Regions from separate parts of the Homo sapiens genome. Here region 1 is linked to region 2. Evidence: read pairs that join two places in POLR2A ChIA-PET (ENCODE). Cell type or tissue: MCF 10A. All regions are shown on one strand.

Region 1 (8,000 bases), 340 kb after region 2:
TTAAAAATACAAAAATTAGCTCGGTGTGGTGGCACATGCCTGTAGTCCCAGCTACTCGGGAGGCTGAGGCAGAAGAATCGCTTGAACCTGGGAAGCGGTGGTTGGAGTGAACCAAGGTCACACCACTGCACTCCAGCCTGGGCGACAGAGCGAGACTCCGTCTCAAAAAAAAAAAAAAAAAAAAAAAAGAGCCATATCTGGTAATCCAGTTTTGTATCGGTTATTACTTTATGAAGCTGATATGTTCATGTTCATCTGTATGATTCCTACAACTATTCTCAATAAATTCTGTTCTCAAAGAGAAACAAGGGTGGTTCTCCACTGAACACTCAGAACACTAGCAATATCTAAGAAAACATTTTATTTCACAGAGGCATAAATACCTTTTAAATTGGCATTTTTATTTCCTCTATTTCAAATACAGATAGTTAACTTTTCATTACGGAGAATTTAAATATATACAAAAGTGGAGAGAAGGGCATTATAATAAAAAGCCACATGTACTCATTGCCTGTCTCTAGTAATTATCAATTTATGGCCACTAGTGTCTTATCTGCACCCAGTCCAACCCCTCTGTAAATTATTTTGAAGCAAATCCTAGTCACTGTATTTCATTTTGTCAGTATTTCAGAATGCATCTCTAAGGACTCTTTTACATCACACCTAAGTTAACATTTACTTCCTTAATGTCATCAAATACCCAGTCAATGATCAAATTTAGCTGATCGTAATTTTTTAAACAGTTAGAAGGATCCAAATAAGGCTTCTATAGTACACTTGGTTGATTTATCTCTAATATCTCTTTTATTCTAATGATTTTTTTCTCCATCTGTTTTTCCTTGCAATTTATTTGTTGAAAAAAAAATTCACCTGTCTTGTCGAGTTCTCACAGTCTGGGTTTTTTTTCCTGTGCTGTTATCCAACATGCACCTCTGTCCTCTGTATTTTTTGTTAATTGATAGTTAAATCTAGAGACTAAATAAGATCCATATCTGACTTTTTGGTAAGACCACCCCAAAGGCAGATTGTATACTCCATCCGGAAATATAATTTCTGGCTATCTTGTGTGTGTATGTGTATATGTTATGATTTAGGCCATCTAAATTCATTATTTCATTTGAAGGGGTTCAGAGCACATAACCCCAAACTATGCCACTCTGACATAATGATTATTTTCAGCTTAAGGCAACTGAGAAAATGCAGGCACAGAATGAGCTCTGTCCTCCCCACATCTACCTGAAAAAAAAAAAAAAAAAGCACACATCACCCTTGGGAAAGTGCCCCCGGAACCTCCACCCCCACTCCCATACCAGGAGGGGGATAACAACCTTTATCACAGATGAGATGGCACCAAGAGTTTACACAAACCAACCTCACTAATGAGCCCTTCTCTACCAGCAGTTTCCATCATATATTTGCCTTCTCACAATTTGCCACCCCAAGAAACTCAAAGTCCATTTCCTTTGTCTTGTCACTCAACAAATTTCTTGTTCTGCTAAGATGCTATATAAGCTGAAGTTTTATTTTTCTTTTTTGAGACAGGGTCTTACTCAGTCATCCAGGCTACAGTCAGTGGCCCCGATCACAGCTCACTGCAGCCTCAACCTCCTGAGCTAAGGTGATCCTCCCACCTCAGCCTCCCAAGTAGCTTGGACCACAGGTGTGCACCACCACACCCAGCTAATTTTTGTATTTTTTAATAGAGACATGGTTTTGCCATGTTGCCCACGCTAGCCTCAAACTCCTGAGCTCAAGGAATCCTCCCATCTCAGCCTCCCAAAGTGTTAGGATTACAGGGCTGAGTCACCGTGCCCAGCCTAAGCCCAAGTTTTAACCACCCCTACGAGTTACCTGAATACTCGTGTGTGTGTGTGTGTGTGTGTGTGTGTGTGTGTGTGTGTGTGTATGCAACGTATGCATTGATATACTTCTTTTTCGCTCATTAACCTGTCTTTTGTATGTCTAAGTTGTAGAGCCCTGATCAATGAATCTAAGATAGGTAGAAGAAAAGTGTTTTCCTCCTCTACACATTAGAGGTTGCAAAATTACAATATTCTAATTCTATCATTCTTCCTAGCTTGAATTCTTCAGAGAAATTTCTTCTCGTCAATTATTACTGATCCCAAGACACAGTTTATATAAGAAAGGCAGTATAGATTTTGACTCTGCCCTTTTATTTACCGATTTTCAACAGAATGAGTTAGTTCCCCAGCATTCTCCAAAGGTGAGTTCTCTTTTTTAAGTATCATTATGAACACATGGATTTAAACATATGTGATATGTTGCAATTCATTGCAGTTACTTCCTGTATCTATGCTCAAGTTGCCAGATGGATTTTTAAAGCTACATTTGAAAGATGTTCAAGAAAATAATTTTCAAATGCCTAGAGTAAGGGTATTTTGTAGTTGAGAGAGACTGATTTTATCTAGAAATTAGAGTTTTACTGCTAAGATGACAAATTTGAAACTGAAATACTGTTAGACACTTGCTGTCCTTATCCTAAAATTTGATTCTATGCTAATGCATGAAGCAGCAATTACCGTTTCACTCACTCCTGTCATCCTCCCAAACCCTGCAACATCTTATCCAACTAAACAAAACTCAGCTACAGCTCCAAAACACAAGCTGAAAGGACAAAATTATTAGAAATAAGGAGAAAAGCAGCAAGGGTGGCACACGCATCTGTGTGATGACACTGCCGAAATTCCCCGCTTGATTCAGGGCACGATGCAAAACAACAGAAATTCAATCAACACATTCACCACACATGGTGGATTAGGGGCCTTTAGAAATAGAAAAGCTATTTGGTTAACAGATTTTAGTAAAATTTACTATAATAAAGTTGTCTAAAGTCAACGTCACACTGGATATAAGTGCTTTAAAAAAATGCCAGATATGGAGTCTGTTATTAATATTGTAGCTGCTGGAATTTGTGATAAAAAGGATTCTGGTTATACCCTTTTTTCCAGGCATAAGTACGTTAATAGCTCTAAAAATATTAACTTTTTCAAGCCATCAAATAACTATTAACCAATGGCATACTTACAGTTTCTTAAAAAGCTGCCCAAAGACATAGCCAATGAGTATGTTCATGCAAGTTAAAAATAAAATAGACCAACTTACAACTATGGAAGTGTGGCAGACGCCAATACCTGCCTTCCAGACCCCCTTTCAAGACAGGACTCACTGCCCAGCTGTGAGGAATATAGTTATCTGACTGCCTCCAGCTGTTGACTTCAGGATCCATTTCTGCCTTCAAGCCAAAGTTATACTAGCTCAATCGGCTCCTAGTCACTGGGATTTAAGCAAGATAGTAGAAGCCAGGTGCATGTTCTTCATGAAGGACCCTCAGCAAATAACTAAGCAAGGCAATAGTACAAAGCCCTAGTTATTTACATCCAGTAGAGAACTCTTAAAAAGCAGCCTTTCCTCCAGCGGTCCCCATTGGGCTGGCAGAAACTTTGTCACATCTGCATCAGAGTCTGAGACAGCTCCCCTTATCCAATTCTGCTTCCTCCCTTCTCCTTTCATTGGCTTTCTCTCTTATAAACCTATTGCATGCTTAGTGTCTCCATTTTAGTGTCTCCTTCCCAGGGAACCCAGGTACTAGAAGGATCTATACTGACTATCTGTTTCCCAGGGAACCCAGATCCTAGGATCTAAACTATACTGATTTCTGTTCTCTGAAGGTTAGTGTATAAGAAAGAATATGTTTAGCTTGAGAATATTTCCTTTAAAATGAGCATATTGTTCATTTTTAGTGGATTATCAAGCTATACTGAGTTTATTTACTTTCTTGTGAATGTACAGCTTCACCAACCATCCTAGAGGCACATTTTGTTCTCCAATCTGGCACTTCATCATGGGTCATCTGATTCCTTTCCAGTCATGATCACCATCCTACATAACCTTGTCTGTTTCCTGAAGGAGCAAGGAATGGTCAAATGAGCAACGGAGAAAACTCTTCTTAAAATGTGTTATGAACTCAGTTTAGTTTAATGTGTCAAACGCTAGAGTATTACATGAAATTTTAGCACAGCCCATTTTTTGGAAGACTTTTGCTGAGGCTTAACCTTCTTTAGTGATCTCTCATCAATACGACCCTCACTTCATGTTCAAAAAATACTAAAGAAGAAAAGAAAAGGCAGCTGTCTGTTAGGTTATACAGGATTTATTGGGTATCTTCAAAAACCAATCCGAGAAAATTTTCCACTCACTGATTTTAGCTGAGCCACTGAGAAAACAAGAAAATCCTTCTGCAAAATTTTCAATAAGATGATATTATCTAAAGACTTGAAGCGTGAAACCTGGATTATAACAGCTGACCAAAAAAAACCCAGAGTGTAATGTCTTCAAAAACTAAGAAACAAAAAAAGGATAATGATATAAAATTTTAAAACTGGAAAGGTATTTCTCTAATTTGACAATGCATAATGTACATATGCAATGGTAAAGATAATTCTAAACTATTAAGAGTAAAAACATTCGGTTAATTCTGTTCATAATGTTTATACTTTGTAGATTTTCCTGTGTCCTTCTTACGAAGATGACTCTTTCGGTTTTTCTTTTTTAGTACACTACAGAATTAAATTTTTAAAAACAACATACAGACTGAAAGTTCTACAGGTCAGCAAATGACCGAAAAACTTCATAGTTGATTATATGTAAATTTGATGACTTTTCAAAGAATTAAATGTGAATCATGAAGTCATATCATCACTGTATTACAAAAGCCAAAAAGCAGGCTTCTTCATCTATCTTAGACTCACTGTGGTAGATCACAAACTGGCCACAAATTATTCCCCCTCCCAATATTGCCACCACCATTAGCAATAGGACTTAGTTACTTCTACCATGAGAGGTCAAGTTTATTTACCCACTCACTGAATTTGTGCCAGCTCCTAACTTGCTTTGGCTGACGAAACAGCAGCAAACACGAGGCAAGCTGAGACTTGAAAAGTGTCTTACTTTGGGGCTTGCCCTTCTGCTGCTATTAGAACTCCATGATCATTATGTGAACAAGCACCTGAAAAACCACATGGAGGGAGACCACAGTCATTTCAGCTGAGACCTTCAGCTGAAATGAACCAGCCAGCCCCCGCCAATCTACCAGCTGACAGAGGCATAAGTGAATCTAGCCAAGATCAGTTGCTCCTGGTGCAAAGACAGACTCACCCAGCTGAGCCTAGCCCGAATTGCCATCCTGCAGAATAATGAGCTAAATAGATGGGGTTGTGTTAAGCCACTAAGTTTGGTGTGACAGCTGACAGAGCATATAGGTAACTAACATACCCACATATGGCTTTTTACTCTTTACAGAATATTTACTCTATCATTAAACAACTAAAGTATATGTGAGCACCACTGTGGGGAAAATTAAACCAAATATATGTCAGCATTTGTACACTAACCATTATTCTATAGGCTGGCCTCTTCTACAGAGTCCTCTTCTAACTATGGGATAGGAATAGCCAAGAGGATATTTCACAGAGGAAAGACAGCAATGAACATGATCTCTTAACAATTTATACAAATATTTAAAGTCCACAACCTGATCACATACTGTGTATTTATTATTTAACTTTCCTGGACAAAATAACTTTAGGATTCCTTAACACCCAAGTATTAGTGATTATAAGAAATTATCAGATTTTCTTTAATCTAGCAACTTACTAGGGTAAAATATAGCGCAAGAAAACTTTAGCTGTCCAAAATCTTACCTTTCCAGAAATAATTAGTTCCCCACAAAAATGACCACTTTAATAAATGGAGTGTCTCTCAGGACATAGCAACAAGTAACATTGCCAAAAAAAAGGCTGCAGATGATTGTTTAACATGCCATGATTTGGTTGACTTGCATCACAACAGGAAAACAGTGATGACAGGCCAGTAATATATATGAGACAAATCTTTTCAAGCAAAAGTTAAGAAGCATGGTACTGTTTAATAACTTTGCTGGACTTTGTCTCTGGTTCCTAGAAGGGAGTCTCTAAATCCTTGGAATTTTCCAAGTGGTAAGAATGTCTTCATTATTCATGGTGGGTCCCTTGGACCACACCTAAGTTTATACTAAAGGAACAACTCACAGTGGGCCCTGAGATAACATCAGGAAAGGGGCTGGCCAAGGTGGAAAAATGAACCACATGATTTAAAGGTTTGGGCTTTCTGCTACCAGTCACGGTGGGGAGGGTGGGGACTGAAGATTGAGTTCAATTATGTGACCAATGATTCAAACAATCATGCCTACTAATGAAAGCTCTGGACACCCAAAGCTCAAGTGTGCTCATTCATTGGTGATACACACTGATGTTCCAAGAGGGCGAGGAGTCTTGAGACATGGAAGCTTTGCATGTGGGACCCCCTAGGCCTTGCCCTATATACATCCTCTCATTTGGCCGGTCCTAATTTGTATCTTTTATAATAAAACTGTAATCCTGTGTATAGTGCTTTCCTCAGTTCTGTGAGTCCTTCTAGTGAATTATCAGACCTGAGGGAACAGCAGGAACTTGTAGCCAGCAGCTGGAAATGCAAGTGGCCTACAAACCCATACATGGCTTGCAGCTAGTGTCTCCAGTGAGGGGTGCTGTATAGACTATGCCCTTCATCTGTGGAATCTGACCTAAGTCCAGGTAATGTCAGAACTGCACTGCACATGGTAAAGCAACTAAATATCAGTAACATTTAAAGAGCAGAGAGAAGGCTGAGCACGGTGGCTGATGCCTGTAATCCCAACACTTTGGGAGGCCAAGGTGGGAAGACAGCTTGAGCCCAGGAGTTGCCCACCAGCCTGGGCAACATAGTGAGACCCTGTCTCTATTTTAAAAATTAAATTAAATTAAAAAAAAAAAAGCAGAGAAAAGACAAGGTTAATAGACAGCAGAAGTGGTGGTCAGAGTTAGGAATAATTACAGTAACACTCATCCATGGAGTGAAAAAAAACAGCAAAGGCAAAAGACAAAATTAGAGATGAAAGTGGAAAAACTAGTAGAGACAACAGAAATGAGGTTGGGGGATTAGGACGGCATTCAATGTGGATGCTTAGTAGTCTGGAGAGTCATTCATTCACTCAGCCACCATCTATGAATTATCTGCTACATGTAAGGCACTGTACTAGGTACTAAGAAAACATGGTGAATAAGAAAAACATAGCCTCATTCTCATGAAGCTTACATTTTAGAGAGGACGAAAATATTGAATTACACCACTAATTATGTAATTATTATGGTGAAACATGCTATAAAAGATATACAGTTGAATATGGGCTTAATATACATATATACATATCAGTAATAGTCTACAGTCCTAAAGCCTATACACCTTCACCTCTATTTGCAAATATATTAAACATAATTATTATACATGTTAGCAAGGAAGTACAGAATAATGTACATTTTCAAGTGGTTTCATCAATAACAAAAACTTTGGATTAAACTTACCTTCCACTAAAAATAAAACATTCCTGGTAGGTACCTGATACTTAAACACTTAGCATATTTGTTTCTCAAATACAAGTTCTCCTTAATATACTGTTATAACTCCTACCCAAATTTTAAAGTCATACACTTCTTTTAAACTATTAAGAATATTTCTGAGAATGCAAACAAACAAACATAACCCTCAAATCACCAGACACGACACCCTGACTTTGGGCAAAAAAGACTCTAGATACATATTTCATCGAGATGCAGAGGCCAATTTCAATTTCTACTAAATGTTACTAATGATCACAGTTTTTAAATTTTTAGAAAAGATGTATTAATTTTAAAGGTGTTTAACATAAAATTCCCTAAAACCTCTTCCCAAACAATAGTCAATTAGACCACTATAGCTTCTTACCTGTAGTCATCTAACTGTACCAGAAATCGTACAATATCATGATGAGCCTTCAGTACTAGCAGTTCAGTGTAGGGATTCTGGGTTTGTTCTTCACCTATTGTCTGTAAAGGAGATTTCTTGTATTGAAAAAAAAAAAAAAGCAAAAAACAAAAGACAAAAAAAGA
Region 2 (8,000 bases):
AGACCTGGAGCCAGCAAATGAGACATAAGATTTGATTTGGGGGAACTTATGTACAGGGATGGACTAGTGGCAGTGGGCTGGATAAGAGAACCACAACTGCTTTCCAAAAGCCTGCAGTTTATACAGCACCTTCACTCAGCACCCTCTCTCCAGCAACATCCACATGGCAACCCCCATTTCCTAGGCTAAGTTATTGCTGTCAGATGTGTTTGCCATACAGGCTGCTGTACAGAGTATGCTTAAGTTATTGCTGTCAGGTACATCCACCGTATATATACATACACATGTACGTATATATACACATACATGTATGTGTGTGTGTACATATTTGTACTCATATACATGTGTATATATAGATATATAAAAAAATTTTCTCTGTGTTTCCCTGTAACAGTAACTGAAGAGGGAATTCTTCTATATAATCTCAGTCCACTATATTGCTAGAAGTTCTCTTCTCTATACTTTTGAGATATGAATTTTACCTTTCAATATTCTAAAATTATAACAAAGCTATAAATTTTGGGAATTGGTATATGTTTGTTTTTAGAAAAATTGTTAGAAACATAATAGCAATGGGATGCTTTAACATGCTACCTTGAACCTTTACCAAATCAAGAGAGTAAAAATTAAGCACAAAAGAGGGATCTAATACTATAAACAAGGTAGATTTAATACATATGTATCAAACATAGTAACCTAGAAGCAATGAATATACATTTTCTGGTGCTCATTTAACATTAACGACCTTCAAGAAGGCTTTAAACAGCAACAGATAGAGTTGAGTTGCTTTGGCCTATTGCTAAAGGCATCTAACCCACCTGCTTTGTGGGAGGTCATCTGCTTTGAATCTCAACTGTATCCAAGTCAGATTTAAACTCTATGGGGCATTGGAATTGTCCTCTGAATCATCTCCAACTCTGCAGGATACATAATAGCACCACTTTGTTGTTCTGGAATTTAAAGACAGGGTCTTATTCAACTTTGGCTATTTTTGTGCAGTCCATGGATCCTTGAAACAGGACATTCTACTTTACCAATATCTGACTCATAGAAGACCTATCTATATACCTACCAGGTGGCTACTACCCAGTAACTCCTACCGCCAATACCATGACATTTGTTTTGAAAACCTTAGCTTATTGCAATATTGCTTATAATTATGAAACCTTAGAAACAACTGAAATGCCTATCAAAGAGAGAATTTATAAATAAAATGTAACATATTCACGTTCTATTTTGATATGAATTACCATAATATTCTATTAGGATATGAATTGTTATAATGGCCATTAGAAGGAATGGATTGTTCCCATATATAACATAATATATCCATGTATAAAGTATCTATATAATACCAACACGTAACATAATGTAAAGAAAAGAGATTCATGGAATAAAATGTGCATGTCATTGATATAAATTTTAAAAACACAGAAATAATACATTATATTAAGACTATATATGTATGTAAAATTATTACCAGTGGACTGATTTGGATATACACTAAATTCATGCTACTTGCTTCTGGAGGTTGCAGTAAAGAACTGGAACTGTGTCTGGGGATGTCACTTTTATCTGTTTTATTTAGTTCATTTTTTATAAACAATCCTTGAGGCAAATATGAGCTGTTAATAAATGCCAATTAGTCTTTTTGCATATTGGTTGCATTTCTCTTTTTTACAACTTTATTGAGTATAATTGATGTACACTAAACTGCACTTATTTAAAGTACACAATGTGATAAGTTTTGACAAGTGTACGTACCCATGGAATCTTTACCACAATCAACATTTGTTTCCTCCCACAGTTTTCTCAGGCCCTTTTGTAATCCATTTTTTGCTTAAACAATTTGTTTTCTATCACTATAGATTAGTTTTATATAAATGGCATCCTACAGTATGTACTCTTCTGGTGGCAGGGGGTTGTCTATCTGCCTTAATTCAGTAATTTCTCAAGATAAAAACAATTTTAAAAATCTTGGAACTGCTGAAAACAATCTGGGGCATATAATCTGTGATTCAGAAAGGGGGAAAGGAGGGAATCTGTGGAAAGCAGGTACCATTTGGGATAGATTCCCAAGCAGGAAGAATAAGCACACTTATTATAATGGCTTCCACATTCCCCAAATTATTCCCTTCATGTAATCTTTTTTTTTTTTTAATTTTGTGGCAGTGCCTGAAACTGCACAGATGAGAGTCTTTTGGATAAGTAAGCTACTCATTTAAAAACAGACGCTTTGCTCAGAATTTACTCAATGGCAGCTGGTTCAAGGAAAGCTTGTCATCCTAACCCTCTCCCAAACTTAGCTTCATTAAGGAAATGTGTGTTTGGATCATAAGAGAGAGGAGCTAAGATGTATTGAGGCATGGAGAGTTGGGGACTGTGGGAAGATCTGAGTGAGGCAGCACCCTAGGAGACTTCGGGGAACCCTAGGATATCGGGAACCAGAACCCAAGGAGGTGGGGAGGGCCAGAAAAGAATGTGAGAAGACACCCAAAGTTAATAGCCATCCCTTTCCTAATGTTCCCTATGTGCGGCTCCCTGATGAGAAACTGGAGGAAGAGATTCCCATCATCTTGCGTCTTCTATTCTCAACATCGGAGAACTCCTGTTCTTGAAATTCAACCTGATATCATTATTGCTCTGTGGATTAAACTGGCTCTTGTTTGCTAGGCTCAGAGTCCAAATACAAGATATAACATTGTTTTTATGGAAAAATGTGCCCAAATACCAAATAATTGATCTACAAAGAAAGTTTTGAAATGTAACCTGTTATACGCCAGGGATTTCTTACATGTGTAGATCTTTGTAACAATGAGCTATGTTATAATGGAAATATTTTCACAGATATAATTCTTAATCTATAGCCAATATCAGTCATTAAAACATACTGTTCAGTCTTGGGGCCCATAAGTGGAAGATGTTATGGAGAAATTGGAAAGGAGCCAGGGGAGACAAAGTAACTGATGAAAGGTTTTGAAAAATAGCCCTTTAGGGAAATGTCTACATTCATTCAGAGGAGAGAGGTGTATCAGTCTTCAAACTATAAAACGATGTTACATTATTGACATCAAGTCTTTTTTCTTCTTGTCCACAGAGGGCAATATTAGAGGAAATGAGTTTAAACAGCAGCAGAGGGGATTTAGGCTAGTCAGATGTCCCCAGCTTGAAGATGAGAGGTGCATTCTCAAGCTCCCAAGCCTCAATCTCATAAGGGAGTGGTCCTTCTTGAGGGATTTTTTTTTTTTTTTTTTTTTTTTAGCGCTCTGATCAGTGGCAGTCCAAGTTCACACAGCCCTGGTCTGCTTGAAGTTGTTTGCATACATCAGTATTTGGGAAACTAAGTTCGGTCCAAGAACAGAAAATGTTTCCTGGCTACATGGAGGGTAAAGCAAACGTGAAGTTGCCTCATACGAGAAGAATCCAGACATGAGAAATCTCAGCCTTTGGTCCATTATTTTGTAAATCTGCTCAAAAGAGCATGGATTCACAAGAGAAGTGTCCAGGAGGAGGGTAGTGTCAGCCCCACTGCTCTGTGGGGCAGTAGGACCACATCTCAGGCACTGGGTCCAGGTCTTGGCAGTCAGGATGTCTCCAGGGGCTGTTGAGAAATTGGAGTGCCTCCAGAGGGGAGCAATGGGGACAGAAGAATCTGGAAACTGGGTCAAAGAAGGAGCAGTTGAATGAACAACGTGTGTTGGCCTGAAGAAGATAAGTTGCAGCGGGGACAAGAAGCTGTTTTCAAAGTTTTCAAAGATTTGAAGTGCTGTCAGGTGGAAGAGCAGTGAAAATTGCGTGGCTCCAAACGGTAAATACAGGACCAATGAGTACGAGTCATAGGGACGGTGTCCGCTGAAAAGAAGGAAGCATTTTATAATCATTAAAGATGTTCAAAGTAGGTGGTGATACTTGGTTATATAGGAAATGTTTGTATGAAGACTAGATATATATAAAAATGTTGGAGGAAGAATTTTTGAGCTTTTTTTTTTTGTCTCACCAAGCAAATGAAACTTTTTGGAGAGAGATGACCTAGCAAAAGATTTTTTCTCTTGGTGATCAGGAAAGGCAGTCTTTGCAGACCGAACCACTAGAGGGAGTCAGGGCAGCAGCGTTGCAAGGCCGCCGTCCATTCTCTTCACCGAAGCAGCAACTGATAGCCAGGCCTGGCTCTCAGGTTCTAAGTTCCCCTGATTTCAATATCACCCCCATGAATCTTTCTGGAATGTTTACATCTGATTAAATTCTTCAATGTCTGAGAGGCCTCTGTGTGTAGAGAGGCACAATCACTGCTATTTGTAGTCTGCTTACATCTTTATTAATTATTTAATAAACAGTATTCTCCTAAAAATTCAAATACTCCCTAAACGACTAAAAATGAAAACTTATGCATTTAACAAATGTGACATTTTCCAAATATCTAAATATTAGTTTATAAACTAATTGATTATCCTAAATATATGTAATATATAGTGTATAATATATATATACTTCTAAAATCACAAATATCCTATATCTAAGTCTTTTAAATGCTACAAATGCCTTAAAAGCAGAAACACACAAATGAATCATCACAATGATACATATACAAAGTGATGAAATATAGCTAAAAAGATTTCCAAGCAAAGTGTTGAAGGTACCACCTGGTTTCTTCTTGGTGCTTATAGTAAAATGCAAGAGGAGAGTGATAAATCGAGGGAAGAACTGTTAAACAAAAAGGAATCAAAGATGATTCTGAAAATTCTCAGTCTCTCCAGATGGCAAAAGATGTTAAAATTAAGAAATCACTTTTGAGCTTGTGGCATAGAGATAAGTCCTGGCCTAGAGAAAAAGCTAAGTAGTGATTGTACAAGCTTTTGTTAAAATCTCAGGAAGATTAAGGGATCAGAGTAGTATTCAGTCATACAAAGGGCCCTCTCCAGAGATTAATGGTGTATCTCACAGAACCTCTCAAATAATAGGACCTTTTGGAAGCTTAATTGAGTTATCTTTCAACCATCTCAGCAGGAACTCAAGGTAGAAGGGGGCCTAGCTCAAAAAGAACCTTGGATGTGGCCTTTATGTAAAGGGAAATTTACTGGAGACCCACAAAGTATTTAAGAAAAGTATTTCAGCAAAAACACTGCCAACTTAAACTGAAAGGGACGGAAAGAGTACAAAATGAAAGGAGGCTGTTAGATCTCCAAAATTCTACTGGCAGGAAGCAGAATGATAAAACTACTCAGCTGCAAACATGTGCTACTTTTCATGAAAAAAGGAAAGATGACTCAGAGGGTGGAACCAAGAGCTATGGTGAATTATTCCCAGCCCTTGAAATCTAATCAAAGAATTCTGACTGAAGTTTGCTAGGCTGGGTTTTAAAACTGCTTTGGACTGTAACTCCTTTTTATCTTCCATTGCCCACCTCTCCTTCTCTTTTTAACTAGAAATGTCTATAACTATTTTACTATATTCATTCCTTCATTGTGCATTAGGAGCAAGACGATTTGTCTTTAGTTTTATAGATTGAGAGGAACTACGCTCAAGGAGCCTCATGCATACCTGGACCTGATTTAAATGATGAGATGCTGGACTTCAAGCAGATGCTGTAATGATATGAGGTTCTCAGGGACCTTGGGAAATAGTAAATGTATTTTGTGTGTGAGAGGGACACAAATCATTGGAGGCCAAAAGGGTGAACTGAGGACAGATGCTAGGGTAGCTCCCACAATCCCCACCTCCTGGTTTCACCCTTGTGGGATCTCGCCATGAGTGTGGATGGAACCTGTGATTTGCTTCTAACTAGTAGAATTTGGCAAAAAATGATGAGATATATGTGATTATGTTTACATGATTATATTATATAAGATTCTGAGTACATTGAGCTGCATAGAGAGAGCACGGGGGCAAGTGAGAGCCAGGTGGGTACTGGAAAGCTCTGTGCCTCACTGAGGAAAAATAACTAAACATGGGCAAAAGAGATCCATGGAACCTGAGAGGCAAGGTGTTATTATATGCATTCTTTGGCAAACTTGTCAGGAGGCGCATAAGAAGAAGCACCCAGATGGTTCAGTCAACTTCTCAGTTTTCTAGGAAGTGCTCAGAGAGGTGCAAGACCATGTCTGCTAAAGAGAAAGGGAAATTTGAAGACATGGCAAAGGCGAACAAGGCTCGTTATGAAAGACAGATGAAAACCTATATCCCTCCTAAAGATCCCCTTTAGGACGAAAAAGTAGTTCAAGGATCCCAATGCACCCAAGAGGCATTCTTTGGCTGTTTTCTTGTTCTGTTCTGAGTATTGCCCGAAAATCAAAGGAGAACATCCTGGCCTATCCATTGGTGAGTTGTAAAGAAATTGGAAGAGATGTGGAAGGGCACTGCCTCAGATGATAAGCAGCCTTATGAAAAGAAGGCTGTGAAGCTGAAGGAAAAATATGAAAAGGATATTGCCTCATACTGAGCTAAAGGAAAGCCTGATGCAGCAAAAAAGGGAGTTGTCACGGCTAAAAAAAGCAAAAAAAGGAAGAAGAGGAAGATGAAGATGATGATGATGATGATAATGAGTAAGTTGGTTCTAGCACAGTTTTTTTTCTTGTCTAGAAAGCATTTAAACCCCCTGTTTACAACTCCTTTTAAAGAAAGACATTGAGATGTAAGGCTGTGTAACATTTGTTTTTAAACTGCACAGTGTCTTTTTTGTATAGTTAACACACTACTGAATGTGGCTTTAGATAGCCCTGTCCTGGTGTATTTTCAATGGGCACTAACCTTGCCTGATACAGTATGGGGGTTGTAAACTGGCAAGGAAATTTAAAGCAGGTTCTTCTTAGTGCACAGCACAAATTAGTTATACATGGGGATGGTAGATTTTTTATTTTCACTTGTCTCTGATGCAGCTTATATGAAATAATTGTTGTTTTGTTAACTGAATACCACTCTGTAATTGCAAAAAAAAAAGTGGCAGCTGTTTTGTTGACATTCTGAATTCTGAATGCTTCTAAGTAAATACAATTTTTTTATTAGTAAAAAAATGTTCTAATCCATCTTTCCAGGAGATTCTCTCTCCCTTGCTGTCTTTGAAAAAGCAAGTTGCCATGTGAAGAGGGCCATATAGCATAGGAGCTGAAGGCAGCCTCCAACTGACGGCAAGAAAATGAGGTCCTCAGTCTGACAACCTGCAAGAAACTGAATGTTCTAAAAGCCACATGAGCTTGGGAGCAGATCTGACCCCAGCCAAATCTCTGAAGTCCGCAGGCAGGAAATGAAGATCAGAAAAAGGCTATTGTCTCATGAATATGAGCCAGACTCCACAGAAGCTGGAGTCCTTCATTATGGAGCTAAACACATACACCTGGCTTAGGAGTCAGAAAAACTGAAAGAGAATTCAGGGAAGTAGAGAAATTGCAAGCCCAGATGCTGCTTCATACCAAAGAAGCAAGTCAGCAGGTCAGCAACAATGTGTATCAGTTCCAAAATGACTTACACAGGTACCAAGACAAGACATTATATACACTTATATAGTCAAATACTTTAAAACTGTTAACAAACTTGCTACAATTGTCTCATTTGTCTTTTAACCTTAATATCACAGATCAAGTTTGTAATCTCAAAAGTTCACCCTGGCTGCTGTGTGGAGTATTCTCTTATCTGCTCATATTACACTGTGCTTATTCATTCATCAGTTAATGGAAATTTGGGTTGTTTCCTGATTTTGACTGTAATGAATAATGTTGCTGTAAACATTCATGTACAGTTTTGTGTGGACATGCTTTTCTTTCTCTTGGGTAGGTTCCTATGAGTGGAATCACTAGATTGTATGGTAAATGTATGTTTAACTTTTAAAGAAACTGTCAAACTGTTTTCTAACATGAACGGGCCATTTTACGTTCTTATCAACAATATATGATGGTTTCAATTTTCCCACATCCTCACCAACATTTGGTATTGTCTCTCTTTTACATCATAACTATTTTAGTGGGGATGTAGTGATATCTTATCGTGGTTTTAATTTGTGTCTCCCTAAT

Evidence for each region. ChIA-PET counts read pairs that join two places held together with the same protein. Peaks named below come from ENCODE experiments on the same cell type or tissue, not always from the same donor. Only the 100,000 strongest peaks of a DNase experiment are listed, where the experiment ranks them.
Region 1: POLR2A ChIA-PET joins it to region 2 with 10 read pairs; 10 of 35 experiments call an interaction of 5 or more read pairs at or near these places.

Annotation. Positions count from the first base shown.
Region 1 is chr5:77,481,621-77,489,620 of GRCh38, forward strand. WDR41 (WD repeat domain 41) reads right to left here. Exons shown (of 13, transcript NM_018268.4): 2 at 7,837-7,952. It overlaps LOC124901009 (a long non-coding RNA gene), which reads right to left and starts at 3,921. Exons shown (of 2, transcript XR_007058828.1): 1 at 3,793-3,921; 2 at 347-1,236. In MCF 10A, no CTCF peak of the experiment used is centred here; a DNase peak (open chromatin) is centred at 4,921.
Region 2 is chr5:77,140,624-77,148,623 of GRCh38, forward strand. It overlaps ZBED3-AS1 (ZBED3 antisense RNA 1), which reads left to right. Exons shown (of 3, transcript NR_182763.1): 3 at 7,029-8,000. It also overlaps a transcript of PDE8B not described here and the pseudogene HMGB1P35. Among named protein-coding and RNA genes, the nearest start is that of ZBED3, 57 kb to the left of the region's middle. RefSeq lists an enhancer at 3,941-4,235. In MCF 10A, a CTCF peak has its summit at 4,082 (motif pointing right); a DNase peak (open chromatin) is centred at 4,108.